Regions from separate parts of the Homo sapiens genome. Here region 2 is linked to region 1. Evidence: read pairs that join two places in POLR2A ChIA-PET (ENCODE). Cell type or tissue: OCI-LY7. All regions are shown on one strand. Links, peaks and the distances in the headings refer to the core of each region. The heading gives the core; the rest is flanking DNA.

Region 1 (15,199 bases), core at 2,804-10,803:
ACAAAAAACAAAAAAGCAGAGTTTGGAGACAGTCAACCAGCTGGTTAAAAATCAGGCAACTGTATCATATCTGGAACTGTTGCAGAAATTGCAGAAACCATGATTTAGCCCAAAATGGAAAAGCTCAGGAGGAGGCATGAGTGATTTCTCTATGGAAGGGTTGAAGAGCTTATGGATTTTAGAAGATTTTATAGATTTTAGAGTGCATGTAGTAGTGGGGCAAGACCAGGATGAATGTCTGCATGTTTAAGGGAAATCAAATGGAAATTGATGCAAGAAAGGATTCTCCAATGATCTAATGAGTAAGATTTGTTCAAAAGTAGAATGGACTGGCATGGGAAACAGTCCCCTGACCCTGAAGAATGAGGCCAGGTCCCAACCTTCTGGCAAAAATTTGTGGGGGGAACAAAGTTTAAGTTGTACCAGATCCCCCTACAGATTCTGTTCGTTGCAAAGTAGGTACAGGTTTTTCCTGGGGCTGTTCCCTCTCCCCTTTATCACAGCCATCACTCTGGGAAGGACAGGATCAACTACATAGCACCCTAAAGTTAATCACCTGTAAAGCTTGATGTCTTGAGCCCATGGGTATTTACACTTCAGCAAAGTTCCACCAAAACAGACATACTTCTATTCATGCAGAATACACTTGCTTCCACTAACAAACATGGAATATCACGAGAATAGGATTTTCATGTGCAACAATAAACTCCTGGAAGGAGACATTTGGGGAGGGGGTCAACTTGCATCTCTTAAGTGAAAAGACACAGGCAAGACTTTATATCCTATAGAAGTAGAAAGTCAGGAATGATTCTTCCTCACCTATCTGTTCTAGACAGTATGCTGTCTCTTTCCTCAAGGCAATTAGCAATCATTACCTAATGGGCTCAGGAGAAATAGAATACAGGAACTGTTACTGTTCCTTTTTTTTTTTTGAGATGGAGTTTTGCTCTTGTTGCCCAGGCTGGAGTGCAGTGGCACGGTCTCTGCTTACTGTAACCTCCGCCTCCTGAGTTCAAGCAATTCTCCTGCCTCAGCCTCCCTGAGTAGCTGGGATTACAGGCATTCGCCACCATGCCCAGCTAATTTTTTGTATTTTTAGTAGAGACGGGGTTTCACCATGTTGGCCAGGCTGGCCTCAAACTCCTGGCCTCAGGTGATCTGCCCACCTTGGCCTCCCAAAGTGATGGGATTACATGCGTGAGCCACCGCGCCCGGCCTGTTACTGCTCCTTGGTGTTGTTGTGGGGTTGAAAGATCAATGGGAACAGTAGCTGTGATCTTGGTTTGTGATGAGAATTTTTTAGCTACCACTTTCCACTCTAGGTCACTTTTATCTCAGCAGAGGAAGTGGAAAATGAAGATTAAATATTTGGACATGGCTACAATCATAAACTCTCAGCTTTAGAAGATTATTTCTCCTTTTTCTTCTTTCTCCCAGCCAGCAAGAAGGATAGAACAGGGAGGGTATCCAAGCTGCAGGAAGGCAGGCTACCAAATATTTTTGGGGTGAAGAGTCGCTATCCCAGGAGACGGGAGAAAGGGCTGGGAGGAAGGAAAGAACTGAGGAGTATTTTTCTCCCTCATCCAGGAGGCGCCTGGAGACCCTTTCTGAATCCGGCATCCTCCGGTTGGTGTCTTTGCAGGGATGTGCAGGGGCCCTGTGGAGTTCCTGCAGAATCCTGCAGCTGTTGGGGCCTCGGAGGAGATAGGCAGTGTGTCTCCCAGTCCTTGTTAGTCCCACAAATAGCCCATTGAGGGGAGCAGGAGAAGGGAGAGGCATCCAGGGCTGCCCCTGGGGTCCCTCAATGGGGGCACTGTTTAGGCTTGGGTGGAGGCCAGCCCTGACACCATGCTGGTTGTTAAGACCTCATTCTTCCCAAGGAGGCGGCTGGAAAGGCAGCAGAGCAGCTGAGGCTCCAGAAAAGGTACCGCTCTTGTTCCTCACAGGGCCCGACTGACAAACGAGAGGAAGCCACTTCCTTTTTAATTATTTTCTGTTGTTCATTCCATTTACATCCCAAGCGTTTTCCCCCCTTCCCTCTCACTCTGGTTTTACTACTCAAGACCCGAAACTGATGGGTTTTTCCTTTCTCTCCCCAGTCTCAACTGAAACTTAGAAATGATGTCAAATTTTTCTGTTTTGTACCAATCTCATTGGGCATCCCATCCAAGAAGCACCCTGAGAATGGCTGCAGTTTTGCTGTTGCTCTTGAGTAGTTGAAAGACTCTTTCAAAATGAAGAATGAGGCTTTGGAGATAGCAAAATACTAGTTAACCACTCCGGGAAACAGCTGTTGTATTTCACGTCTACCATTTATACGCCTCTTTCTGATAACACCACCTCCTTCCCTACTCAGCCCACGGGCTTTGGTGGGGTTGATCTGACCCATGGGTCCCCCGTTTCAGGGGTGAACACAGCACCTGCCAATGGAAGCCTGCATCTTTTATTCTTCTGGCTTGGGTGAGGGGTACTTGGAACCAGACTGGTCCAAGTCACAGTCCATCCTGAAATATTTTGCTGGAAGCATTGAGAAAGAGACTCCATTTCTACTGAGATTGATGAATGGGTACAGTGTAAGTTGAGAAAAGTAAAAGAAAAAATAATCACTTCTGCTACCACATGGGGAGAGTCAGTGTGAGAATACAGGTTATAGAGGAAAGCTGAGCCAAAGTGACAGACCCCTGATGACATAGGGTACAGACTGGACCCAGGTATGTCTGAAGCTAGCACCCTGACCTTTCAGTTATGCTGGTCAGTATATTCTTTTTGTATTTGTTTGTCTCATTTGAGCTGTGTTTCTGTTAGCTGCAACCGAAACTACCTGGTATGTCTGAGTCATGCAGAGATATTAAACTTCTTTCTGCTTCCTAATCCCTGCTCAGGCTACTCTTATTTAATTATTTGCTACAGTGTTTTGTCCCAAACAGTACCAGAGCCAAGATGCCTTAACAATATCCAAGATTTTAGCCTTGATGAAAACAGGACTTATCCACTCAGCTCCTCTATGACTGGACTGGGTAACAGGCTATATTGGAATCCCTACCTGCATCTTGGATCTGTGGTAAGAGCCTCAGCCTTTCCCATTCATCCAAGGATCATTTATTCTGTGTCTACTGCATGCCATGGAATGGCTTGAAGCATCTCACAATCAAGCAGAGAGACATTGGTGTAAGAGCAAAGAAGTATGGTGGGCACTGCGATGAGAGTCTACCTCTGCTTCCATGGGGAGGATCGAGGAGGGAGTGGCCAGTTCTTAGCAGGAAGAAGAAAGGCCTCACAAAGGAGGCAATGCTTGAACTGTATCTTCAAAGAAGAGTAGAGAGTTTTCAGCTGAAAAAAGTGTGGGACAGACAGACCAGTCCAGCCTAGAATAGAAATGTTAGCTGGACAGCCTTCTGGCATAAAAACCTATCAATTGAAGGACAGAGAGGCAGTTCAGTCTTGCGTGTTTATCACGTTTCATTTGTGTGTTATACTATATAGAACACAGAAATGTGTGGCCACAGTTGTCCCCTCCTTCCTGTACTTGCGAAACTCAGAAATACACATAATGTTCTCTTACTGCTAAGCAAGGTTATATAGATGGTTGAGTCAATTGTGGCAGATGGACCAGCATTCCATGTCTAGTCACCAGCTTTGTGGGGATATGTCATTCTGGAGGGGACAGCAGTATTGGTAGCAGCAGCATCTTTGCTACTTCCAGATCCAAGTTAGAACCGTATGCCATTAAAATACATTATCCATTGGTGGACCCTGAGACTTCCTCTTCAGCCCTTTCAGTAATTTCATAAACACTCTGTTCCTACACTAAATCCTTTTTGTTTCAAATATCTACAGTATGTTCTGTTGTCCATTCTGAGCCCTGATGGATACAGTGTATTAATAGTGTTTTTAAAAATGTTTTGAATTTTATGATGTTTTGACATCTTGAAAATTTTGCTGTCCGGGGAGAGACTGACCCTCCTAGGGTCTGTCTTACAGATAACAAAAGGCTCGCCTTTCATAGGCAAACAAACCAATAGAACAACAGAGTCTATACCTTCAGTAACCCCCTTTAACTCTCATATACCAGTCCGGTATTTATCTGCCCTAATTCATTCCAGGGCCAGGTATCAGACAACTAGAGAACACTCCTAGAGCCCAAAGCCTGCCAGAATGATTCAAACTAGCCAACCTGAAACTGTTTACTCTGCCCAGTTTTAGTTCTCCTGCAGAAACCCCAATGAAAACTCCAGCCTAGACTTTCCCCTCCTTGCTCCTGCTTCTGCCTCCTGACCAAAACCGGGTGCTCCCTAGGTGGCCTTGCATGGTGTTGTGTGCCTTCTCTGGGGGAAAGGTAAGTGATAAATATCTTCTTTTAATAGCATCAGGCTCTTTGTGTCATCACTTGGTCACCTCCATAAATTAAAATCCTGTGGATATAGTCATCGAGCCATAGAGTTCCCCACTGTGAGGTCTGTAAGGGTCAAGACCTTGCTTATCTTGTTCTCCATCATGTCCCTAGTACCCAGCTCAGTGTCTGGCAGCAGTAGGTTGTCAGTAAACAGTTTTTGAGTAAGTGCATGAAAAACTGTAATATGCACATGCATGTATATGTGTATAAATACACATAGTCTAAAAATTTCAAAAGATGCCTTAAGGCTGAACATGTCAAGAGATATCTTTCTAGCAACAAGTGTTATGTTGTCATAGGCTAGTAGTTACTGTGAGCTAGACTTGATGGAGAAGTCCTGGTAAAAATAAACTGGATTCTGGTGGATAAGAAGAAATTGGATAGGAAAAAAAGGGGGGGGGCATTCTAGGTATGAGTCCCCAGTGCTACTATCACTGTGCACTGATGACTAATGTGTACTCACTCCTGAAATGAGGACTAAGTTCCCTTTCAAATGCATATGGGCTTACAAGTGAAGGGAAAAGGTCTTGGCATAGTGTTCTTGGGTTTTGCCAAGCCCTGATGTTGTGTTTGGAGCCCTCCTCTGCCCCCAGGCCACAAGAATTCCCCTGTCCCTATCCCATACCCACATCAAGCATGTTTCTAAATCTTCTGGGAAGCCACACAGTCAGCAGTCAGATCTCTGATCCTGCTTCAGAACAAGCAAGGCAAGATCTGAGTTCAATTAGCAGAAATTTCCATGGGGAGCATTTGTCCAGAACATTGGCTGACAGCCTCTCATCCTCCTGAGCTCCAGGAGTGGGTGAAAGGTTTGGTGGACAAAGCTGTCTTCATTGTACAGGGATTACAAGGGATGGGATGGGATTGAGGACATCTTTACCCACCAGTCCCAGGTGGATCAGTGTTACCAGAAAGCCACTAGCCTTATGAGCACTCTTTTACCTAGGAACCAATCTAACGCAATGCCAGTTTCTCATTTCATGGTTTAGCTATAAAAAGAAGCTATTACTGGCTTTAAAAATGGAATATAAGGAACGCTTGGAATTGTGTTAAATAGATAAATAAGGTTTTACCACAGTTTGAAGTTCGGACACCAGATTGACTGGAGGTCATCAAATTAATTAATCAGAGATGAGCCTTGTTATGTAAATGTAAGAGAGACAGCAGATGTCTACAGAAGCTTTGCAAGGCTGCAAGACCTGTTCTCACACCACATTCGGGGTTAGAAACAGGGTGAGTGGATGAGGCAAAAGCTCTAGGACTTCTGAACATTTTGTAAGGAGGGGCCTGTCCATGCCTAGAAGAACACTTGAGAGGACTGTGCCCTGGGGGCTGTGCTAGTACTCTGTACCCCCAGACTTCACTTGATTGATGTGAGTTATCTTCCTCTGTGTTTAATTGAAATCAAGTCTGGTCATTGGGAGGGCTTAAATTAGGAAATTCCTAATTTTAGAAAATAAATATGGGAGTTCACAGCTGTCGTATTTAATATGCTCTGAGATCTTATTGCTTTGATGTCTAACCTAAGCCTTCATTCTATTAAGCTAGTGGATTACATTTCTTAATCTCCCTAAACTTTAGTTTCCTCATCTGTAAAATTCCTAAGGACTTGTTGTGAGGCTTAAATGAGAAAACTCACATATATTTCTTAGCCTATCCTGGCACAGAGTAAACCTTCAATATGTATTAGCCATACTTATTATTATTAACATATATAAGGCCATCAGCTCAAAGAATTGTGGACAAGTGAATTGCTAAACCATGCTAGACTAGAGATTATAAATCTTGAGATATCTCCTAGTCTCTGCCCTTGGCTTGTTGTGTAACTTTAGGCACTTCCATGAGCCTGGGAATGGGGAGAGATTGGACATGGCACTGCAGCAGGTCATATGCTAAGGGCTTGGAGGGGGCATGGTTAACCAGAAGCTCACGGGACCTAGGCAGGGTGGCTTACCTGGATAAAGAGGCCCCTAAGTCTGAGGCTGCATAGGTCTGTAGGATCCATAATGAAGGAGGTGGTGGTTGGACTCACCTAAGAGCGCCAGGGATTGAGAAGAATACTGACAAATTAAAGAATATTACAGGATGATAGATGTTCGCTGGACCACGTCTCTTGAGGTCCAGTAAAAGGAATGGAAAGATAGATTAGGGGTAGTAAGATTCAAGCTCCAAGTAATTTGAAGGCTGTTCTAGGGTAAAATCTAAGATCATTGGATGAAAATTATGGAGAGGCATTTTTGGCTCTACTGCCAATTAGGATGAGAGTGGTAGAACCTTCTAGGAGATAGCAGTGGACTGGACTGCCTTGCAAAGTAGAGTTTCTGAGGCCATTCTCACTGTCTAGGCTGGTTCTCAGGAACACTGAGGAGGGTTCTAACCAGGAGCATCTGGAAGAGACTCAGTACAGCATTATGGATGGAAGTGATGGCCAAAGAAGATTTTCCTGAGTAAATAGACCCCAGGAAGGAGTAGACATTAGACAGACAAGATTGGGGAGTCAGTGGGGGAAAGAGGAGAAGGGAAGGAGAGAGGGCACGAGGGGTGCTGGGAACGGTAAGTTGTTTCCATGGCAGGGGCACAGAAGTGGTGGGGAATGAGTGGAGAGGAGGGCAGAGAGTGCTTTCAGGGCTTTTTATGTTATCTTGAGGAGCTAGGACTTTATGCTGAGGGATATGAGGAGCCCCAGAAGGGTTTTAAGCAAGGGAGTGGCATGGCCACATGGTGTTGTAGAAGGATCACTTTCATGGCATCAAGGACCTATGTAAAGGAAGAAGAGAATCAATATTTCCTGAGAACCCACCACAAACTTCAGGTAAGAGGGAGAGCATCCCACACCCATGGCCATCCTGTGAACGGCAGCCATCTCTACTTCATACATGAGGACATTGAGGACCGGAGGGGTTAAGTGGCTTTCTCAACACTGCCCAGTTATTATTAAGTGACCAAGCAGAGATTCAAAACCAAATGGATTTGTTTTCAAAATCTGTGCTTTGTTTCCATTCAATGAAAACAAAACAAAACAAATCCCCTTTTTGAAACTATACCCAAATATCAAATCTTCAGAGGAATTTTACTTAGCCATCTGCAAGATTGTGATCACGCCTGAGCATGCCTAGCTGTGGATCGTTCCCCTTTCGCGTGACCCATTGTTCTACGACCCCTTTCCTCCTGGTTGAGATTGTTAGACAAGGGCCAGTCTGATACTCCTTTCCAGTCTGAAACTGAGGAGCCAGTTTTCTTTCTGTGTAGCTGGACACTTGGGTGCTAAGGGACAGCTACAGCCCACTGCATGGATGGAGAAGCAGAGATAGATAACTGCAGAGAGAAAAAACACTGCAGATGGAGGAGCTAGGACTTTATGCTGAGGGATCTGGGGAGGCACAGAAGGTTTTAAGCAAGGAAGTGGCCTGGCCACATGGTGTTGTAGAAAGATCACTCTCATGGGGTCAAGGGCCTACGTAAGGGAAGAAGAGAATCAATATTTCCTGAGAACCCACTGCAAACTGGATGCTTCAGGTAAAGAGAGCATCCCCTACCCACAGCCACCCTGTGGATGGCAGCCATCTCCATTTCATAGAGAGGAGAGGCCCAGAGATGCCAGGGCTCTACAGATCTTCTTATGGTCCATCTGGATTTCCTGAGACCCTCTCATCCTAACATATTTCCCCTTTTGGTTTAAGTTAGCTAGAGTTAGCTTCTGTTACTTTGGAAGAAGATTGAAAGGAATGGATTCATGAGAGTTCCAGTGGGGGTGTCAAGGAAGGCAGGCAGTGGGAGGGTGTGGAGTTTACTCCCCAAGGGGCTGAGATAGGGGCAGCAGGAGCTGGGGATGGAGTCCTGCGATGCCTTCTCACAACTCCCCATGGAGTTACCAAACTCATGAAAAGCTGAGTGAGCCTGGGTTTCCTGTAGAAACAGAGAAGGGGTTGGAGTCTGTGACACACTGCTACAGGGCTCCATTGAGGCAGCAGGGCCAAGGCAGAGGACGAAGAGGAATAAAGGCAGGAAAATCACAGGGAGGGGATTCATCCATCTTAGGCATCATATGCGGGGTACAGACCAAGTATAAGGGATCCACGACAGTGGAAATGTTCAAGCAGACATCTGGTTTATAATTGAAATCAGAGGCTTAACTAATATTGCAAAGTTCTATTTATTTTATTTTATTTTACTTTTATAGAAGAAATACATGGAGGTATTCTTGTAAAATTCCAAGTTATAAATATATGTGGAGTAAAAAGTGAACCCCCTCTTCATCCACCCTTCACTTTTTAAGGGTGAAATTCCAGGTGGAACCTGGCCAAGCCCTGAAAAGCCCAGTTCAGGGTGAAACGTGACCCAGGCTGTAGGTAGCAGGTAGGAGATGAGCACACATCACTGTCCTGCCTCCTGAGGGATGCCGTACCAATGCCGAGGGTCAGAATTAGTTTTTTGAAAATTTAGTGTAGAACAAGCATTCATTAATCATAATCTATTATCACATAAAATGCTTTTTTTGAGAAGAAGGTACAGAGAATTCCCATATACCTCCTGCCCCCACACATGCATAGCTTCTCCCATTACCAGCATCCCCACCAGAGTGGTACATTTGTTACAACAGAAGGACCTACATTGACACATCATTAACACCCAAAACCCATAGTTTACATTAGGGTTCATTCTTGGTGCTGTGCATTTTATGGGCTTGGACAAATGTACAAATGCTCCTCAATTCAGAAGCGGTTATGTCTGGATAAACTCACTGTAAGTTGAAAATGCATTTAATACACCTAACCTACCTTAAACATGCTCAGGACACTTACATTATCCTATATTTGCATAAAATCATCTAACACAAAGCCTATTCTATAATAAAGTGTTGAATATTTCATGTACCCTGTCACTAGCTTCGGAAAAGATCAAAATTAGAAATTCAAAGTGCATCGAAATTGCAATGGTTTCACACCATTATAAAGCCAAAAAATTGTAAGTCCAGGACCATCTATATAGTGACATGTACCCACCATTATAGTATCATACAGAGTGGTTTCAATATCCTCAAAATCCTCTGTCCTCCACCTATACCTATTCATCCCTCCCTCACTCCTTCCCACTGGCAACAACTGATGTTTTCCTGTCGCCATAGTTTTGACTTTTCCAGAATGTCAAATAGTTGGAATCAAACCCTGGGGGCAGGATTTTGAAGCCTCCTGGACTCTTTCCCAAGGTAGGTAGAGAGAGCTGGGCCAGTTCATGTCAGTATTGGGTCCCCTGAGATTTCTCTGTAATTGTAAGAGAACAACAAAAAGAAACCTTTTATTTTTCTGTATTGGGATGGGATGAGGGGATGTTAAAGCACAGAATGGTGAAGAGTGAAGAGAAAGGAACATTCCAAATGCACACTAGCAGGGGGATAGGAAAAGAGAGGCAAAGTTGGAAGTGAAGGAGGCAGCCTGCTCTCTTGCTCCCCAGCTTGAAATTGGGGTGTGGAGATGGGCATGGGTTGAGGGTGTGGTAAGGAGGTAGCTGCACATCTGGGATGACTTTCCTTCTCAGGTTCCACTGCCATTGCTAAATTGACCCTTTCTCCCTTCTCCCTCCTTCTCTACTCCCTTTTCTCTGTAGTTCAACCCTAGCCTGCACAGTGAAAAAAGTCACATCTCATAGAAGACATGAGAGTGAGTCCTGTGCTGAGGACCAGCCACCTTGGTGTTTATGTGATGGTTCTTGGGGATGGTTCTTGAGGTTGAACTGCAATGCCCCTTCCGTGCCACATAGTTTTGCTGGGTAACTCTCCTCACTAAAATGTTCAAGAAAGGAAGGAGACATTTGCAAGATATAGATGCTACGAGAATGAGCCATTTGGATCCCTGACAAAAGCCTGCATTTGACCCTGGCCCACTCCTATTCAGAGATTGGCTTCCCAGTTTGGGCATCGCTCAGGCTCTTTGTTTCTTGTTTGCTTTTTTTCTGAAGTATCTGGTTGTTGGGTGTTTTGCAGCTCAGGCTCACTTTTAGTAACGGAAAGAGAAAAGATACATTACAAACCAAGCAAGCTTGCCACTTGTTAGCCACTAAAGATTTGGCATGGCAACAAGCTAATGCTAATGTCTCAATTCAAGGTTTGGGATTGTATTAGTCAGGAATCTGCAGAGAAATAGAACTCATAGGATATATGGAAAGAGATTTATTATGGAACTTGGCTCTCGTAATTATGGAGGCTGAAAAGTCCCACAATCTGCTGTATGCAAGCTAGAGAGCCAGGAAAGTTGGGGCAGTAGTTCCAGTCCAAACCCAAAGGTCTGAGAAGCAAGGGAGGGTGTGGCACTAATGTAAATCCCCGTCCAAATTCAAAGGCTAGAGAACCAGGAGGGCTGATGTCTGAGGGCAAAGATGGATGTCCCAGCTCAAGCAGAAGAGACTGACTTCTCCCTTCCTCAGCCTTTTTGTTCTGTTCAGCCCTCAATGGATTGATTAGGTGATGACTGGCCATATTAGTGAGGATGATCTTCTTTACTCAGTCTACCAATTAAAGTATTAATCTCTTCCAAAAATACTCTAACAGACACAACCAGAAATAATGTTTTACTAGCTATCTGGGCATCCTTTAGCCCAACCAAGTTGACACATAAAATTAAGCATCACAGAGATTACGTGTGAATTGGAGGACAAGCTAACAACTGAGAATATATGTTCTCAAAAGTGAGAGGCGAGGAAGCAAGTGGAGCAGGGGGTGGTGGGAGATGGTGGGTGGCAAAACGAAGAGAGGAGGCTGGGAGGTGGAATCCTCCCTTCCCCAAGCTCTGGAGTTATGCCTACCGCAGACACAGTAAACTTCCTCCGGAGAGAAGAGGAGCATTAGTGCTAACTTGTGGGGCAGCTTATTATTCATGTTGGAAATAGGGGTTAAAAAATAAGGGAGAAGTAAATGAGAAAAATCCCTGCCGTGCTGCAGAGGGTGGGAGGCCTCATTGAGTCCTCGGATGTGTTGTAAATGTGGAGTTTCTCCAGGCTGATTAAGTGGAATTAACTCTGTGGTCTGGGATCTTCCAACCTCCTGTTGCTCTCATCTCTCCAAACCCTTGTTTTACCTCTACAGAGCCTCCTGGAACCCTGAGGAATTTATTAATGAGGTCCAATTATGAAAAATTTCAGGATTTTAATCAACTTTGGATGCAGGGCTGAAGGTCCATCTCCTACCCCACCCCCCAAAACCGTACATTAAACAAGACCTAAGATGAGCTCACACTTGATTTCCTCTCATTCCCCCACCTCTAGCCCTCTCATCCTTTTTGTCCACAGCCTCTCCACCCCGACTTCTCCTCCGCCGCATCCCCCACCCCTGGCCTTCACACAGAGCAGAGGACTTCAGTTACCCCTTAGTTTAAAAACTGCAGGACAGGCAGGCCAGTAGCCCTGGCTGGCTTCTGTCCAAGCTCTCCCCACCCTCATTTGTGGCTTTCATCTAGGTGTTCAGAAGAGACTTTTCCTGGCCATTTCCACCTTGTCTTCTGCAGCAAACAATCTTCATTTCCTCCTCCAGGATATTTTTGAAGACAGATTAGAGGCTTGAAAAAGCACTTGGAATAACTCTTTAAAAAGGTTTACTAAACACCGGTGGAAGGAGACAAAGGCAGGGTGGGAGAATCAGACCCAAATTATGCTCTATTTATCAGCCTGTGTTGCCTCAGGCCCCAGGTAGCTTGGGTTCTCCTTGGCCTGTGCAAACTTCTGGGGCTCAGTCTCTGCAGCTGCTCCTCATGCTGGGAGACACGGCCCCTCCACCAGCTGCTGTGGGAATGCCACATCTGGCATTCCTGCAGCTACTTCCTCTCCAGGGAGAAGCCAGGGCTCCACCCTGTGCAGTTTCACAGAATGATGCCGAGCCTCCTGGGAGCAGGGCTGTGAGCTGCTAACATCCTCCCAGGTTCTGCAGGGGTTGGAGGCTCCGTTCAGCTGATGAAACATTCTTCATCTGGGAAGACATTTAAAGGGATCGTGGCACAGCATGGCCAGGTTTTCCAGAGTTGAAAATTCCTTTTATCAAAGTGGGGGGCATGGTTATTTCTTCAATTTTTTCAAAAAAATGAAACTAAGTCGTCTGGAAAATTGGCCTTCAGAGGTGGGCGCTTTAGCTCTGTCTCTTTGACGAAGCCTTCCCTGTCCACTGTAGCCAAGAGGGACTTCTTAAATTAGCTAAGATTCTTTTGGTTGCAAGCAACTGAAAAGACACTTTATCTCTAGGTTGAACAAATTAGAGCATTTGTAGGCTCCTGAAATCAGGGTGGGAATAAGTTTATTCTTAGGAATAAATGGAGCCTGTGGGGTGCTGAATGTGGCTCGCGCTAGTTCTTGAGAGCCAACTGTTTGATTTTGAGGGATTTTGTAAGCCAGTTGTTAAATATAACATTATTAAAAAATAAATGATATAAACTCATGAGTAAAAATTGTATTAAATACAAAAGTAATAAACTCTAAAACCTCATTACTTCTCAATTATTTTACCGCATTTTGCTATTATCTACACCTTTGAGATTCTTCATATCTGTGGTATTGGTATGGTGGAAACCCTGTACAGTGGTGTGCTATTATACATCTCTTTCCAACTTCATATGTATTGATGTCATGTTGGAAGCTTGAAAATGTCCGTAGTGGAGGCATTTAAACCATAGAAATGAATGAATGCTTAAAACCAAGGCTTAATCTATTGTTTTGTTGATTGTCTAGATTCTAGACTTAAGAAAGTGAGGAAGAAAATGTTGACAATGCAAATTGAACTTGAAAGTGTGTTGTATCTGCAGTTCTTACATTGTGAATAGCATCGAAAATTGCTAAGATCTTTCAGATTTTAAGAACAATTATTTGACTTGGCAAAGCAGTCAGTCATATCACTGAAAAGTGAGTCAAGCTCCAGTATGTGTCTTTGTTGATTTACTTTCATTTTACTCACCTAAAGAAAATTACCAACCACCATTTGTGTCAGAACTACATTTGGAGAACTAGTTGTTAATGACCAGCACACTGCTGTCTTTGATGTCTCTTATTTCATATTTCTAGTTATTTCTTGGTATTGACTCTCTTTCCTCAGACCAGCATCTTCCAACAGGCTAGAACTATGTGTTTTGGCAACCCCAAAGTTCATGTGCCCAAGCTTCATTTCACAAGAGGGTCAGAAAGAAGGAACTCTCTCACCTTAGTTCCAATTTGAAGACACCAAAGAAGAACTCTGATTGGTTTGATTTGTATCACACGATCAGGAATGCAGAGGTCTATGATTGGCCCAATAGAAGCACATTTTGTGTGTGTGTGTGTGTGTGTGTGTGTGCATGCACTCGCGCATTAGGGACAGGGGGATCTTGAAGACCAGATCCTCAGAAGAAAGAGATTGGGATTGAAAAAAAAGAAGAGGAGATGTAGATAGATGAAACAATAGATGTCTTTTTTACCATGTGACCATGTGAATTTAGGCAAGTTATTCAATCTTTCTGAACTTCAGTAAAATTGAGATAATTTAATCTCTTTCATCGGTTATTGTGAGGATTAAGTAAACAATGTGCACAAAGCATTTTGCATATAGCAAATACTCAGATAATAGTCGGGGAGCATTATTTGAGGTCGCATCATTTTTCCTAGAATGTACACTCTGAGAGGGTAGGTTTTTTGCTAATATTTTACGCCACTTTTAGCATCCTACGCAGCATTTTTCTTACACAGCATAAGTGAATATTTTTAGAAAATTTTAATAAATATTTCTAGCAATAACATCTTCACTGAGATAGACTCTACTGTAAATCTACTATGCTTATTACGTACTTACCATTTAATAGATAATGGAAATCACACCCTAGGCCTCACATGCCATCAAAAAGTTCTAACAGATTGAGTGTTTCTTTGAGCAGCAAGTAAGTGTGCATGCCTGGGAAACCCCAGTTTTTCCTGCCTGTTCACAGACCAAAAATAAAAAAGAGAGAGAGAATTCTTTGATCTAAGACAGATTTGCAGATAACCACTTACCTGGAACATATATCATTAGTTTACGTCTGGCTGGTGGAACTTTTTGTTTTCTTTGTCTGTGTTTTACTTTGGGGAGAAACAACCATTAGTGGCCAGCCATTGTTTTATATTTACATGCAAAAAAAGAGACAGAGAAAGGTTTCGAACTGAGGCCCCAGGTCCTGGGGACTAGAATATGCTTTATCTCTAGTATTCCTATCCAAGTTCCTGAAGCTGTCTGGGTGAGGCAGCCTGGGCCCTGTGCACGGGGCCTTGCTTTGCCTGTTTTTTCCATTCTCTGCTCTAGACTCCTCCCTATCTTATCTCTTGCTAAATCAGGGTAGTTCCTACAGTTAATTTGCCCAACTCACTTTGCATAATTTTTCCTCTGAGTTACCCCAGAAAGCTCTAACCAGGTTCACTGATTCCCACTCCAATCCTAGCCTCCCTCAATTATATTTCTGGGCAGCAGCATTCAGTCAAGCAGTTTGGTTTGTTTCAATTTGTGCCCATCTTCTCCACTGAGCAGTCCTGGTACTCTCGCCTCCCTATGGAACCACAGGGCCCTGCTTGCCCAGTGTGGCATTCATTCCCAGCAGCTCCATCTGGATCCAGTGGCCAGCTCCTTCTACCAAGTAGAGCTGATTGGGCAGCAGACAATGGCAAGGAAAACTGAAGAATGTCACTGGCCACAGGCCCGCTGAGAGTGAGACTCCTGTGCTCCCACTGTGTCATTTGTGATTTCCCTTTCTTGTGTCTTCTATGCCAGCATGGATTCAAACCTTTGGTTTTGTCTGGAAGTGTCCAGGTGAATAATTGTTATTCTTAAAATAT
Region 2 (15,199 bases), core at 4,740-12,739, 170 kb before region 1:
ATCATTAATACCAAAGATGTCATCTGCCCACTAATCACTTGAAAGAGAAGGCACATTAACTCTAACATCCTGTCCTAAATATAGTCTGAATCATTACTGTCTTCCTAAATAATGTCTTCCTCATTTCAATGAGATCCTGGAGTTGTTCATAAATATGCCAATTTCTTTTCACTATAGCAAAAGCTACAATTTCATAGAACCAAATAATTGCATTTACTTTAAACTGGCAGGTTTTGACTTATGACTTTTCCTGCTATATGCTTCAAAAGACATTCATCATAACTGTTTTCTAATTTTAATGATTTCAGATATAAATGACAATTTGAATGGAAATGGGGCAAAGAACTGTACTTGTAACACAAATTGTATTACTCCATTTTAAAACAAGACAGCTCTTTTTCATAGGCATGCATATGAATATTCTTTTTAAAACAACAGCTTTGACTCAATTCATCATCACTCTGACTGATACCGGACCAAAGTTATCAACCTGAAAACTTTTAAACTGAAAAATGAAAACAGACTGACAGCTAATAAAATGTGAGTTTGCCTAGCATACAGAAGAAGCAAAAAATAAAAATAAAACCCTAGTTTATCTAGTTTTCCTTAGGCATATTTCCTGGTGTCAGTACTCTGTAGGGTTCACCTCATTAACTGAAGCTCTAGGGTCCCCTTGGAGAAACCATCCCAGGTGCTGCCTTCAGCCTCCCCCACTGGCCACGTCCCCTAAAACTCAGTGTGAAGAAATCTTCCTCAGTCCTCACTCAGCAAAGAGCACTGCTATAATGGCCTCTTATCTGTTTCCCACTCTTGACTTTGAGATCCGTGAGGACGGAAATGGGTCTCAAGCTTATGTCTCCTGCCCCAGCAGAAAGCCTGGCACAAGGGTGGTAGTCAATAAATATGTACTTAATAAAATAATGGATTAATCTTTTCCCCTTGGACTTTTACTTGAGAACAAAGCCTTTGTCTTACTCATCTTTCATCCAGACTCCCAAATGCCCAGTATTTGTACATAGGAAGCTGTGAGGAAGCAATGCCTTTCCAATATGAACTTCTACGCCAGAAAGATCTCCAAGATGTAAATAAGCTTCACTGAGGCCTTTGTGTATGCCAAGTATCCACTGTTAGTCCTGGGGCACTGCAGAAAGAGGGAAGAGCTCCCACACCACTCTTGGGAAAAATGACAGCTTTCAACCCCAGGAAAAGACTAAGAGATGGTCAGTAAAGAAGCTAAGAACCATGAGTCTAGACTCATATATATTTCAGTGAAAACCTAACTTAGGAACTTACCCATGTCTATAATTTTGTTAATGGCTGTTAATTTTTCCTGTGGTAAGTAGGAATAAAATGCCTTGAAGAAAACCCTCAGAGATTCAAAGATCTTGTGGCTGGGAGGGGAGATGCAAAAGCCATGAAGTGCATCCTATTAGGGAAGCAACCCAAGAGGAAGAAAGGGAACTAGCTCAGGGGGTCAGTGAATGGGCATGTCTGGGGGGCAGTGCTGGAATTCCGAATCCAAATTTCTCACACCTAGATTCTCCTAGCTTAAGGTGGGGGGATACTGCTGGCAGGATACATTTAAAACCACAGCATAAGCATAAAAAATGGAGCATCTGTTTTCTAGAGTGTCAATTTTATTCCAAGATTTCTGAGAGGAGTACCCTGTGATGGTTTTATGTCAAAGATACAAAGGTGGCTAAAATACAAAATTCAAATGGATTAAGGTAAATCAAAAGACTTGAGACTTGAATCGATTGTGTTCACTGTTCCAAGTAAGCATTACTAGGATGACAGTCTGCACAGACACTCCTGGGTCCCTTTCCTTCAGTCCCCTAAAAGAAGTATGCTGGATGGATAGGGCCAAAATGTTTGACAATAGGCTGAAGCAGCTGTTCTCAACAACTCTGCCATCATAATATGACAGTCACATACACAAGACAAAACTTCAATAAACTGTTTAGGGAGTGCCACACAACTAGCCTCATGTAAACAGTAACAAGTCACTCCCGACCCGAAGCAGAGACAAGATAAACCGCACAAATGCCCAAAGCGTTAATCACATCTCTACCACTTTCCCCATCCAAGAAAGCCTATCAGTATGCAAGAGAATAAGTAATATCTATATGGGTATTTCTAAATAGGTCCGAAATTAACTCTCTAAAAACTAATCACTTTAACACTCTGACATTATTACCAAAAAAAAGGTAATTCCTGAATTACCTTCCCACGTGCACTGCCACACCCATGTCACCAGCACCAAAATTTGACTGGCTGTAGTCAGGTACACATGCTGACCAAGTTGAAATATGGAGAGAGAGTATTTCTATGAGGTATTTAAAAGCGACAATTAGGAAGAGGGTAGACAAACACAAGAGCCACTCAGAGGGCTTGGACGGAAAACAATTCTCTGAACAACCTGGGATAGGGATGGTCCTTTACAGGAACTGCTCACATCAACCTCAGTCGAGTCCACAAACCAAGCAGAAATCATGAAATGGGTTCTGCGCACACTTACAAACACGTTTTTGTTAGAATATTATCTCTCTGAGAGCAGGGATTTGTGTCTGTTTCATTACTGCCATCTTCCTAGTATCTGCATACAGCCAATTCTTTACAAAATTTGATGAGTGAATGTTTTGTTATACCACAAGCTACAATTTAAACAAAGAGAACACAAACATTTCTAACTACAAATTTCCTATTTCAAAGGTATAGCTAGCTTTTCATTAGACTGGCTTCCTATTAACCATCAATTGACCCCCTCCAAGCCGCCATCTCCTTGAGAAATGACATTTCAGAAAAGCATGCTCACTACTTTAACCACAAATAAAACTTTTTCCTCTCTGTGCCATCTCTTCAGCTTGTAAAATTCCCCCCCTTTTTATCTTAAAACAAAAAACCACCAAACCCCAAAATGCTTCATCTTTGCAAACATTCTAGCTTCTATTTCTCTCCCATCTCCCTCCTTCTCCAGGTTTCTCCAGAGTAGCCTAAGATTCCGCACCTCTCCTTCATCCCTCAGTAAAGTACGTCCCACTCCCATCACTCCATTAACCCACGTCCTCTGTAGCCCTCAACCAGCAGCATCCCTACTGCGGACCACTGGCTCCTTGGAAAAAGTCCTCTTCCTACCTTCCTGTCTCCTCTTCCCTGCCTTCCTGTCTCCTCTTCCCTGCCTTCCTGTCAACTCTTCCCTGCCTCCTTGTCTCCTCTTCCCTGCCTTCCTGTCTCCTCTTCCCTGCCTTCCTGTCAACTCTTCCCTGCCTCCTTGTCTCCTCTTCCCTGCCTTCCTGTCTCCTCTTCCCTGCCTTCCTGTCTCCTAACCTGCAGTGGTCTCAGGCTCCTCCATAGGATCCTCTTCAGCTCTTTTCCAGGAAATACTGGCATTCTTCAGGGAGGAAGCTGAGCTAGTATTTCCCTGCTACCCTTTCTAAGGTATGGATGTGATCCTGGGCCTGCCCATCAAGGAATTAAGATTGCCAACAGAACTATCATTCACTTCTCAACCCTTAGCATCTGTGCCAGATTCTAAGCCATCCAAGGTTCAACGGAGCAAAGGTTCCATTGGAGAGAAACACTGGAGGCCATGAAACTTCAAGCCTGCAGGTGGAATTACCACTAATAAGTAATTAACTTGTATAAAATAAGATACTTAATTTTATATCTTATTACTTGTTAAGACTTATTATAATAATATCTAAAATTAAGTATCTTATTTTATACAAGTTATTCTCTTAAAAGCTGTATATAAGTAAAATATACACAACAAAATCATTTTCAGGAGCCTGACACCATCACCCTTATTCTGGCTGGGGTGTCAACTCACATTTTAATTTAAAAGGCTTTCTTAAAGCACAACAATATTTCTCTCATCTTTTTTCTTTCTTTGTTTTGAGATGGAGTCTTGCTCTGTTGCCCAGGCTGGAGTGCAGTGGCATCATCTCAGCTCACTGCAACATCCGCCTCTCGGGTTCAAGTGATTATCCTGCCTCAGCTTCCCGAGTAGCTGGGATTACAGGCACCTGCCACCATGCCCAGCTAATTTTTTGTACAGTACAGACGGGGTTTTACCATGTTGGCCAGGCTGGTCTCGAACTCCTGACCTCATGATCCACCCAAAAGCAAATTAACAGGCAGTATTCAACAAGCTGTCCTCATATCCAGGCATACACATAGAATCCTGTCACATCCAGGTAGAACCTACAACTACTCTTCAGTTTCCTCCAAGAGTTTCTTATGAAATTAGCTACAAGTAATCAATAACTAGCTAGAGAACACAAGAATTAAACTCTCTTTTTATCTCCCCTGGCTCCAGCATTTACCTAGGGCTCACTCAGTTCCTAGCACAGTACATACACATAGGAAAGTATGTCAATAAACAAGTGCTGAGCTAAAGTGACAGTGTTTAAGTTTCCAACCATAAGCAGTTCACATAAAAGACTTATGGGCCAGCAAACTACTACTGAAGAAAAAATAATGGCATGTCAGAGACACAGTTAAGGATAAAGATATTTATCTTGCCTTGAAGGAGATTTCAGTTTTACCTGAGTGACCTTTCTATAAACTAAAAGATAATCTCCTTTGTTGGGAAGGCATAGGGGTCAGGAAGATTACTGAATTCTCTCAGTCACTAAGCTCTTATAATTATCAAAGAAGGTGCCTGCTGAACACAAAATAAAGGCCCCACATGTGACAGGCAGGCATTCGTTAACTTATTTCACTAGTAAAGAACAACCACCAGTAACAGAATAAATGAACAGAAGTCCATCTAGGCATAACTTAATACTAGATGCTGGCCTTAGATATCATCTTTACTCAAATTAAAGGGCATTACCAACCAAGAATAATTAATTCTTTTAATTAAAACACATTAATTAAAAGAATGCTGAAGTGTGAAATAAGCCTAAATTTAAAATAACTGGAAATGAAAACCAGCTTTCCCCGCCCCCGCCAAGGCTCATTTGTAAACAGCTTTAACAAGTGTGTCTTGTTGTAAAGACACACGTTTCAGAATGCCTAAGGTACTGCAGGAAGCTCCCTGGGAGCATGCAGAGAGATACTCAGGTGTGAGCTGAGGCACTGTGGGGGAGGGAGTGTGTGCATAGACAGCAGGAGGTCATGAGTGTTCACTCTCCCCTTACTACTGTGCAAGGCTGCGTAGGCACCAAATGAGAAGCATGTCAGACAGTCTGGGCAGGCACTCTGTGAAGTACTCCAAAAGTGTTAACAATTACTGCTTTTAATGTATGTGCACACCAAGCATATCTCCAATTTTGCTGGCAAAAAAATGTATGTATTAACAAAGTTCAACCATATTTTTCCCTGAAGCCGCGTCTCTTCCCTGGCCTTGTAAAAACACTGAAATTTAAATGTATTTGTGTTTATAACTTGCTTTATTTTAGAAGAACTTCATATAAAAACAAAAAAATCATGGCAGAGCATGGTGGCTCACGCCTGTAATCCCAGCACTTTGGGAGGCTGAGGCAGGCGGATCACAAGGTCAGGAGATCAAGACCATCCTAGCCAACATGGTGAAACCCCATCTCTACTAAAAACACAAAAATTATCTGGGTGCGGTGATGCATGCCTGTAATCCCAGCTACTAGGGAGGCTGAGGCAGGAGAATCACTTGAACCCAGGAGGTGGAGGTTTCAGTGAGCTGAGATAGCCCCACTGCACTCCAGCCTGGTGACAGAGCGAGACTCCGTCTCAAAACAAAAACAAAACAAAACAAAAACTTAAAATGCTTCACTAATGTTTTCTGTATTTTTGGAAGACCTAAATAGATAATTTAATTTAAAAAGTCATCACTACATATGATTTTGACTTCATAATACACTATGTGAAGAATGAATAAAAGCTAAGACAAAGAAATGAATAATTTTTCCAAGATAATAAAATTTGTGCTCTGATTAAACAAACTTACCTCTTGATTTAAAAAAAATATGCAAAGATAATCATAAAGGTTAAGAACGCAGGCTTGAAGTCAAACTGCTAAGGTTCAGTTTCAGGCTTTGCCACCCACTAGCTGTGCTACCACCTTGCCAGGATACCTCACCTCTCACAGTCTCTGATTTCTCATATGTAAAATGGGAATCAAAATTCACAAGGATGATGTAAGACTTAAATGAGACAATTTATATAAGGCATCCAGTGTACCAAGCACAGAGGAAGTTAACTATTATTGCCATTTCAGATAAGTACAGTAGGAGAGTGACAGTGAACTAGGATGATTGAGGCTGGATCCCAGACCCAGCACTGTACTGAAGTAGGAAATCTCTCAACAATGGCTGAACCCCCTTTGCTTGCCACTTTTACTGCTTAGAGTCAGGAGGTTGTCCTTCCGAATTCTAAAATGCTATGACCATAAATCCTAGTATTTTATTTTTACCCTTCTGAAAGGGTAGGTTTTTATATTCATCATCTCATTTGCTCTTCCCAAATTCTCTAAGTATGAAGGGTATCATTATTTCTAATTCATAGATGAGGTCAAACTCAAAAGAGGTTAAATAAAGTAACTTTACTCAAAATCCTGCCAAAGTGTTAGGACAGTAATGGGGAACGGTCTCACAAGCCTGAGCCAGTGCTAACACTTCATCTACCACAATAAGCAGTCAGACAGCAGGTTAAATATCTTTCCACTAAAGACACCTGGCAATTCCCTCTCCAACAGCTAAAAGGGGAAAGAGGAAATCAAATATGCCCACAAGGAATGTCTAGACTCTTGAATTTCAACTGCAATTCAATTAGGTTTTTTACTTTAACAGACACAGTAAACTGTTTAGTATCAGAGTAATTTAGGTTTTCAAAGTATTATCTATAAAAATCTCACTTTCACATAAAGTAGGTCTCCTTAACTCTTGTGAGGTCAAAAAAGAATTCTCATGGAATTCATTTAATTTTTGCATTAGTCCTACATAAGCAATCATAAGTACCTTGAAATACATGAGAATACTCAAAAGGATTAATGTTTAATGTTCTAAAAGAAAAAGGAAATGATTCTGGATATCATTTAATAAATGTGTAAGTTTCAATTTTTGAAAGTGCAAACTAAATGCCTGCCTGATAGTTGGTCTGATTAAACTCGAATTACAAAATGAACAAATAGATAAACATTAGAAATCATGGGTTAAAAAAAAATTAGGGCTAGGTTTTTTGTGGTCTGTCTTCGTCTCTCATAGAATCTGCCTAGAAAGAAGCCTGATTAGGTTTTGGAGTTCACTGGTTTGCGATGGATTCTGCCACCTTCCCTTTTCTACCCCCTGCTCTCCCTCCCATTCCTAATCCTGCAGGTGGGAATCACAGGGGACACATATAATCACAGAGGACAGACAGTAATGGCTTTCAGGTCTCTGCAGTGACTGCAGTCTCTGAACCTCAAATTCACACACATGATCCTAAAAAAAAAAAAAAAAAACCCAACATTTTATCCCATTTTCACGGGTTAAAAAAAAGTTATAGAAGACAGAACTGGAATGCAGAAATAAAATTTCTAGGCTATTTTAATGCAAGAACACTGTACTTGAAAAGATCTGACACACATGACTACTTAAGCATATGGGAATGAATTAACATTTTAAATATATTATATTCCTTACGCAGAAACTTCTTACAAAACATTTACGTGCTGTTACCAATGCTTTTAATGTAGGCAATCTCTCATAGTGCATTACAAAAAAAAAAAATCAATCCTAGACTAGGTATTTAAAAAAAAAACAGTAAATGACAACATAAAATTTTCTGTCTTTGGGCAAAATTTTGTGACAGATTTTTAAACTCTTTAACCAATATAAGATTTAGCTCATGTGCTCTAAATACACACAAAATGATACAGCTGGGGCAGAAGTAACCCAATAGTATAAGGACAGGAAGTCAGACTAGGTGTAAAAAGTACAGTACAGGTAATCCAAAGTATAAAGCAGAAGGACAGCATCTGATTACACACACAAACCCTATCAATGCTCAATAAATGATTTATAAAATATTTATTTTTAAATAAAGAACTGAGAAATTTACAGGAAAATGTGTGTGTACCAGCACTATAGCAACTTTTCTATAGCACAGAACCCAGTGTAAGAGGCTTACTGAACCTGGAACACCAAGTCCCAAAACAACTTGGTCATGTGGAGTGAAAAGGCAGTAATTTAGAAAGACCTGTATATGCATGGGGGTGGGGTAGGTAGTATATGTATGTGTTTAAGAAAGAGAGAGGGAAAGTAAAACAAGAAACAGAGACGGAACTTGGGGAAAAAAAATTTCATTTTGGATTAGGTTATGGCCAACAGTATCTTCTACTCAGATAAGAAATGTCTACTAATTTGTTTTTAGTAATTAAAATATATGACATTTTAAATTTTAAATTCACAATTATAATCTGCAAAATCTGTGACATCTATCGGTATTCTGGGGCATCCTCAACAAGAAGAAAGCATTATATTACACAATATAATTCTGATAACATTTCTTTAGAAGGCTGCTGGATTCAGAGGTACTTCAGACACCAACGGTTTTGTATCTTATCACCAACACTTAGTCCAAGAAGTAAGAGGGAGAAGAAAAAGCAAGAAGTTCTTGAGCATAAACCTTTTCTCTTTAATGCCAAAACTGCTTTTTTGGACCTGAGCTCAAAAAGGGAAGGCTTTGTTCTCGTGTGTCTTCAGCACTATTTAAAACTCTCCTAGCAAATCATCTTGCAATGGAGGGAATGTCCTACTATCCACTTAAAAAACTGCAGGATGATTTCAGTTTGCATTGTGCAGATGACAGCTTAGCTGCCTTATTTACTGGTAACAAAACCTACAGCCAGTTATCACCATCAGTCACAACTACCTAGAGAATGGTGCTGAGGTGACCAAGATTCAAGACTTTGCTCTATTCCTGATCACAGCCTTATCTGGAAATCACGTGCTAGCAGCACAGAGTAAGTGCCCCAAATAAATATCTAATAACTGATCACAACAGTAAGAACTAGCATGGGTTGGGGCAGAAGCAGGAAGGATCAAGCATTCTTTACTACCAGGAATCCAAGACAAAAAATAATTACTGCTGAATGTCCGTGTGCTCTGCAATGAATTATGAACAGTTTCAGTTCAGTGTATAAAAAACAGCAATGCGGGCTCGGCATGGTGGCTCACACCTGTAAGCCTGGCATTCTGGGAGGCCAAGGCGGGTGGACTGCTTGAGCCCAGGAGTTGGAGACCGGCTTAGGCAACATGGCGAAACTCTGTCACTACAAAAAAAAAAAAAAAAAAATTTGCCGGGCACAGTGGCATGCACCTGTGGTCCCAGCTACGCAGGAGGCTGAAGTGAAAGGATACACTGAGCCCGCTAAGGTTGACGCTGCAGTGAGTCATGATCATGTCACTGCACTTCAGCCTGGGTGAAGGAGTGAGACCCTGTCTCAGAAAAAAGAGGAAAAAAAAAAAAAGAAGAAAAACAGCAATAGGCAAGGTGGTTTCTGTGAATACGATTCAAGTTGGTGCAATTACAATGATTAAATCAGTTAAACAGTCTTATTCCAAGTCTATTTGAAAGTCATAATTTTTTAGAACTTGAGCCCAAAATAATAGAATAGTGAAATGCAGTTGCATTTTCTAGTAGCTGTCAACTCTATCCAAATTACATGAAAAAACCCCCAAAATATAATTAAATGTAAATTTTCACAATTAGGAAGCAATATGATTGTTACCAAGCGATGCATTTTTAACTTAAAAAAAAAAGATGCATACATGTTTATTTACAAAAAGGTCTTTATAAATAAACACAAGAAGAAGTCAAAGAAGAAGCTTTTTTAGAGGTTATATCCAAAAATGTCCCTTCTTTATACAATTAACATTAAGAAGAAAAAGATAGCTTTTAATAGCAAAGTTGTCAAAAAATTAAAGTTACTTTAAAAACTGCCCCCTAAGGTAGTATTTGCTAAACACAAACATGCTAATGACTTTGACCTAATTTATTTTCTCCAATTTGCAAAATAATATTCTCCTAGCAGTTATTACGCTTTTTAAAAAACAGATTTTCTCATCACTTAATGTTGCTTGACAAACATGATTTCTTTTTTCTAAGCTTTTGTTGCTTTTCATTTGCATTTCTCTTTATAGTTGTTACCCAGGTTTAAAATTCCAAGAGTTTCTAAGTTCAAAAAACTAATTGTTGTTTCAATAATTACAGCTAAATTTAGCCACAAGAAGTAATTTCCAAGTTAAATTTTTGGAGAGTTGCTAGAGCTTGAATGGAACTGAGAGATTATGTAAACCAACCTTTTCTTTTCACAGATGAGAAAAGAAGACCAAGAAACCTGCATTAGGTCACAGAGATAAGAACCCTGAGGAGATGCTTTATCCCATATCACAGAATTTTGAAAGTTGCCATTTTCTATTTTTCTAGTAAATCATTTCAAAATAACAGGGGAAAATGTATTGTTATCAAGATGATGTATTATCTACACAAACCGCCTTTGCTAACCTAGTGATAAGTAGCACAGCAACCTTGGGGGAGGCTCTTAACCTCATTCTAAAAGGTTAAAGGTTTAAGTAGTGAGCATAGACAGTTACTTGCAAGAGTATTATCTACAGTTAGTATTAACTGAATACTTTTCTGGATCAAGAATGGTGCTTCATTATACCACCAACGACCCCATTTTAGAGACAAGAAATTCAAGGTTCAGAGAAGTGACTTCCCTGGGGTCCAAGTAGCTAACAGGTCTAATTCCTAGGGCCCAGGTTCTTTTTTTTTTTTGAGATGGAGTTTTCGTCATGTCACCCAGGCTGGAGAGCAGTGGCGCGATCTCAGCTCACTGCAACCTCTGCCTTCCAGTTTCAAGTGATTCTCCTGCCTCAGCCTCCCAAGAAGCTGGGATTACAGGCACACACCACCAAGCCCGGCTAATTTTTGTATTTTTAGTAGAGACGGGGTTTCACCATGTTGGCCTGGCTGGTCTCGAACTCCTGACTTCAGGTGATCCACCCGCCTCAGCCTCCCAAAGTACTGGGATTACGGGCGTGAGCCACGGCACCCAGCAAGGCCCAGGTTCTTAATCACTACAGTGCATGGTCTCTGAAATGGAAACATGTAGTTCCAAAACCACATTCAGGACCACAGTGGATGGAATTCATTTTGCCATGAGAACACTTCCCAATCTGTGAACCTCTGAAACTACATGGAGCTACTGAAGTACAAAAGCCACAGCTCCCAGATTTGTGACCCCAGACTGTCTTGTCCCAGCTCTGATGTAAATCCTTCTTGGGGCCTCCTGACCCACTTCCTAACACTCTGTGGTTACCTGTCAAATTACAAAGGCTTTTTTATTTTGTCCTAAGCGCTGAGATTCAAGGATTGGCCAGTGGGGGCAATACGAGGCAGAGAGCTCTGCGTGGCTCTCTCTCTGGCCAGAGCCAGAAATCGTGTCCCAGCTTGGTCCCTGGACCCTGCCTCCACTCTGGCCGAGTTACCTGAACTACACTTGCAGTCCTCCATGCCATCCTAAGACTGCTGATTTCTGGGCCTGTGTGTTCTCCACCCACCCCTAGGCCACAAAACCTCCTTGCAAGTTCCTTTCACCTGGTTCATTCCTCCACGTTTATCGGGACTTGGCTTGGTGCTCCACCTCACATTTCCCAAAAAAGCCTCCTGATGCCTCCCCGACTCACAGTGGACGGGGGCCTGCACTGTCTGTCATCAGGTAAGCTCCTCCACAGGCAAGTGATGGAGACTTCCCTCCTGCTGTGTCCCCAGCACCTTGGTGCCTGGCTGGCAGCTCTGAGTGTTTCTTGAAGGCATGGACATCTCCTCAGGAGTGACAGCAGGACTGAAGACACATGCTCTAGCATGCTTACTCATCTGCCCTTTCATTTCTCAGGAAAGAACATCCATTGATCCCACAAAAAGGGATGTGAGTGACCTGCACATCTAACGTGCTTGCTCACCTACAACCTGTCAGCTTGCTGGGACCCTGTCTGTGGAGGTCCAGCAGCTGACATAAATCTTGTGATGCTTACATCGTCATCAAGCTCTCTGCTTGAAGTATCTGAGCACATCTGTTGTCTGACCTGTGAAGGTCTCGGATTATTCTCAAGGACAGTAATATGTAGGTTGGCAGCAACATTTTTTCCCTGAGACCACATCTCTGAGCTTTTAACACAAAATAAGAAAATCTGATTCACTTTACAATAATGTGTGCTTTACAAACATCTCTTTGTGAACACTGTCGTTCAGAAAGACCTGACTACATGTACAATGATAGAGAAAAAAACTAAAAAGGCTTAAAAGTAGCAAATCTAACTCAGATATCGAGGAACTTGTTAAACCAGAGCTCGGCAGAATTCACAGTACAGCACTGATTTCTACAAAGCCACATTTATTTTTTAGTGGAATACCAATAATTCTTTATTGCAAAGAGAATAAAAACAAAACAAACAAAACCTCACCACGGAGCTGGAAAGAGTATTCTAGATAGAGGTAAGAGCATTGGGCACGCCGAGAAAGAAGGGTGATCAGCTGCAGGACAGAGCTGGAATTCAGCTGGTCAACAGTCCAACCAGAGAAGCCATTTCAAATGCCTTATCTATGTATTCATGCCAATACTTCTTATAAAATAAATTTTTAAATAAAAATTGTTTTCTTTAAAAAAAAAAAAGAAGAACGGTCAGTTGAGGGACTAAAACTGAGCACGATGCTGAAATGACGGGAGCAGACCATTCTGAGGGGCTGCTGAAAGTGAGCAGAAGCCTGAGTCCTAAGGGTTTCTGAACTGCATTATGGAGTCTGGACTTCATTCTGAGGGTGAAGAAAAGGTTGACAGTGGGTTGACAGTGGCCTGACCCTGGGTTAGCAGTCATGGCAGTGGAGGAAGTTGGATGGATTCTCAGGCTACTAGGAGAGTGGCAATAACAAGAACTGGTGACTGATTGGAAGCTGAAGGTGTGAAAGCCAGAAGAGTAAGAGCACAGCAATTAAAGAGACAATGGCAGTGTTTACCCTGATGGGCACCCTAAACCACATGGAGATCTGAATGCAAGGATGAAGAGGCTGAGCAGGGCAGAGATGCAGCCTGGACATGTGACTGCCACAGTGCCTGGCAGAGGGGTCCCTCCTGGAGGAACTATCCTGGAGAAAGTTGTATGCAGGATTCTGTCACAAAAGCCAAGATGTCTTAGGCACCACAGTATCAATGAGTCAGCAAAGATACGGCTGATAATCTCTTAACAAATCCTTTTCTTCCTGGTTAAAGACTAGCTTTCCTTCAATCTTTGTACAAAACTTGAAATTTGGTTATTTAAGAATCTAGACCTGGCCGGGCATGGTGGCTCACACCTGTAATCTCAGCACTTTGGGAAGCTGAGGCGGGTGGATTACCTGAGGTCAGGAGTTCAAGACCAGCCTGGCCAACATGGTGAAACCCTGTCTCTACTAAAAATACAAAAATTTAAAAAGTTGGAAGTGGTGGCAGGCGCCTGTAATCCCAGCTACTCAAGAGGCTGAGGCAGGAGAATTGCCTGAACCTGGGAGGCGGAGGTTGTGGTGAACCAAGATTGTGCCATTGCACTCCAGCCTGGGCAACAAGAGCGAAACTCCATCTCAACAACAACAAAAAAAGAAGAATCTAGACCCTTGGAGCAAGAAAAATATCTTTAAGACTCCGTCTCAAAAAAAAAAATAAAAATTTTTTTTAAAAAACCGGAAAAGATCAGTATATTAGTGGTAGTGGTGATTATTATGCATTTTAAAGAAACTGCAAGGTATAAAATGACTCAGGTCAACAATAACAAAAAAGATTTCTCCACACAGATAATAGATAAGACATTCGGTAAGCAGCATCCATTTTTATGTAATTCTAAAGTACATATTTATTCAGTATCATCAAGGCTACAGAAATACATCTTACAGAACAGTTAGAGGTTTACCACTTCAAAGATCAAGACACTTTCTATAACTATCTTGGATAGTAATTTTCCTTAATCTATATTACAAGCTTTCCAACTTCACTTCACTGAGTATATTTTTAAATGGCAGAGGCTGCCCTAGATGGAACTAATTGTACCAATGCTAGGTGGCCCCCGACTGCAATGTTTTGAGTCCTATTCTCCCTCTCTCCTCTCACTGTCAGGTGTGCCAACACTGCTGCCTTTGGGGAACCTGCCTCTTGCAGGACTCACACCGCCACCCCTTCTAACTGGCTGCTTCTAATTGCTGCATGTTAGGAACACCACATGAACAACACTGCATGAACAACATCTGAAATAAGTATCAATCCTGAGCAAATGCCCTGGGAACTCTACTAAGTGTAAAATCAAAGTGCTTCAAAGCACATATTTTGTTACAGGTCCTTTGGCTGCTTAGAGTATTTTTTCTTACTTCTTAGTGCTAACCCATGTTCTAGATAAGAGAGGCTGCTGGGTTTACTTACCAACAGTAAACTTTGAAATGTTTTGTTACATGGGTTCTTGGCTTCTGCAATCTCATGGAGTACTTGCCTAACAAATATTTTCTTCAATGGAAATGTGAACTTTTATTTATCCCAAGTTGAATTATGATCAAATTAATGAATTTTGGATGAAGTAGGGTTATCAGATAAGAATTCTAAAAATGATATCTTAAGTTTAGATGACATTCTGAGAACTTTAAAAATAAGAATAATTATATTAATGCATGACACCTTTATGTGTATATTTATTCACAGATGTATGTGTGAATATATAAATGCATATATATACACACACGCACTCTTAACTCCCTATTAAGTACAGAATAATTATATACACATAGCAGACTCTTCTTACCTATAAAGTTGTCATGCAGTATAGCTATTTGCTCTCTACTACATTAAGCTGTCCTATTTCACTCGAGCCACCAGGCACGTCTACAAGTCCAGGTACCTCTGAATGAGTCTATCACAAATCTACAGTGTTGAAACACCATAGTCTAGACTTTTGCCATTTAACACCTTTTCAGCTATGTCCTAAACTACGTCTGACTAAACAGGAAAAACAGTGGATCCACTAATTTGAACATGCCATGCCATTATCCCTCTCATTCATTTATTCAATAAATATTTATGCAGTGTCTACCCTATGCCAGGCATCCTGCTAGGTGCTAGGGGGAAGGCAGTCATTCATCAAATGAGGTAACAAATGTAAAAGCACAACACTGACAGTAGGGACACCCTGCTACAAAGCCAGTCTGGGTGGATGAGGGAAAG

What was found. ChIA-PET counts read pairs that join two places held together with the same protein. Peaks named below come from ENCODE experiments on the same cell type or tissue, not always from the same donor. Only the 100,000 strongest peaks of a DNase experiment are listed, where the experiment ranks them.
Region 2: POLR2A ChIA-PET joins it to region 1 with 16 read pairs; 2 of 35 experiments call an interaction of 5 or more read pairs at or near these places.

The regions. Positions count from the first base shown.
Region 1 is chr5:56,646,767-56,661,965 of GRCh38, reverse strand. No RefSeq gene overlaps it. Among named protein-coding and RNA genes, the nearest start is that of C5orf67, 48 kb to the right of the region's middle. In OCI-LY7, for the core only: no CTCF peak of the experiment used is centred there; no DNase peak of the experiment used is centred there.
Region 2 is chr5:56,823,406-56,838,604 of GRCh38, reverse strand. The region is part of intron 1 of MAP3K1 (mitogen-activated protein kinase kinase kinase 1); the gene reads right to left. Among named protein-coding and RNA genes, the nearest start is that of MAP3K1, 15 kb to the right of the region's middle. RefSeq lists an enhancer at 12,731-13,241. In OCI-LY7, for the core only: a CTCF peak has its summit at 11,339; DNase peaks (open chromatin) are centred at 9,270 and 11,344; H3K4me3 peaks cover 989 bases.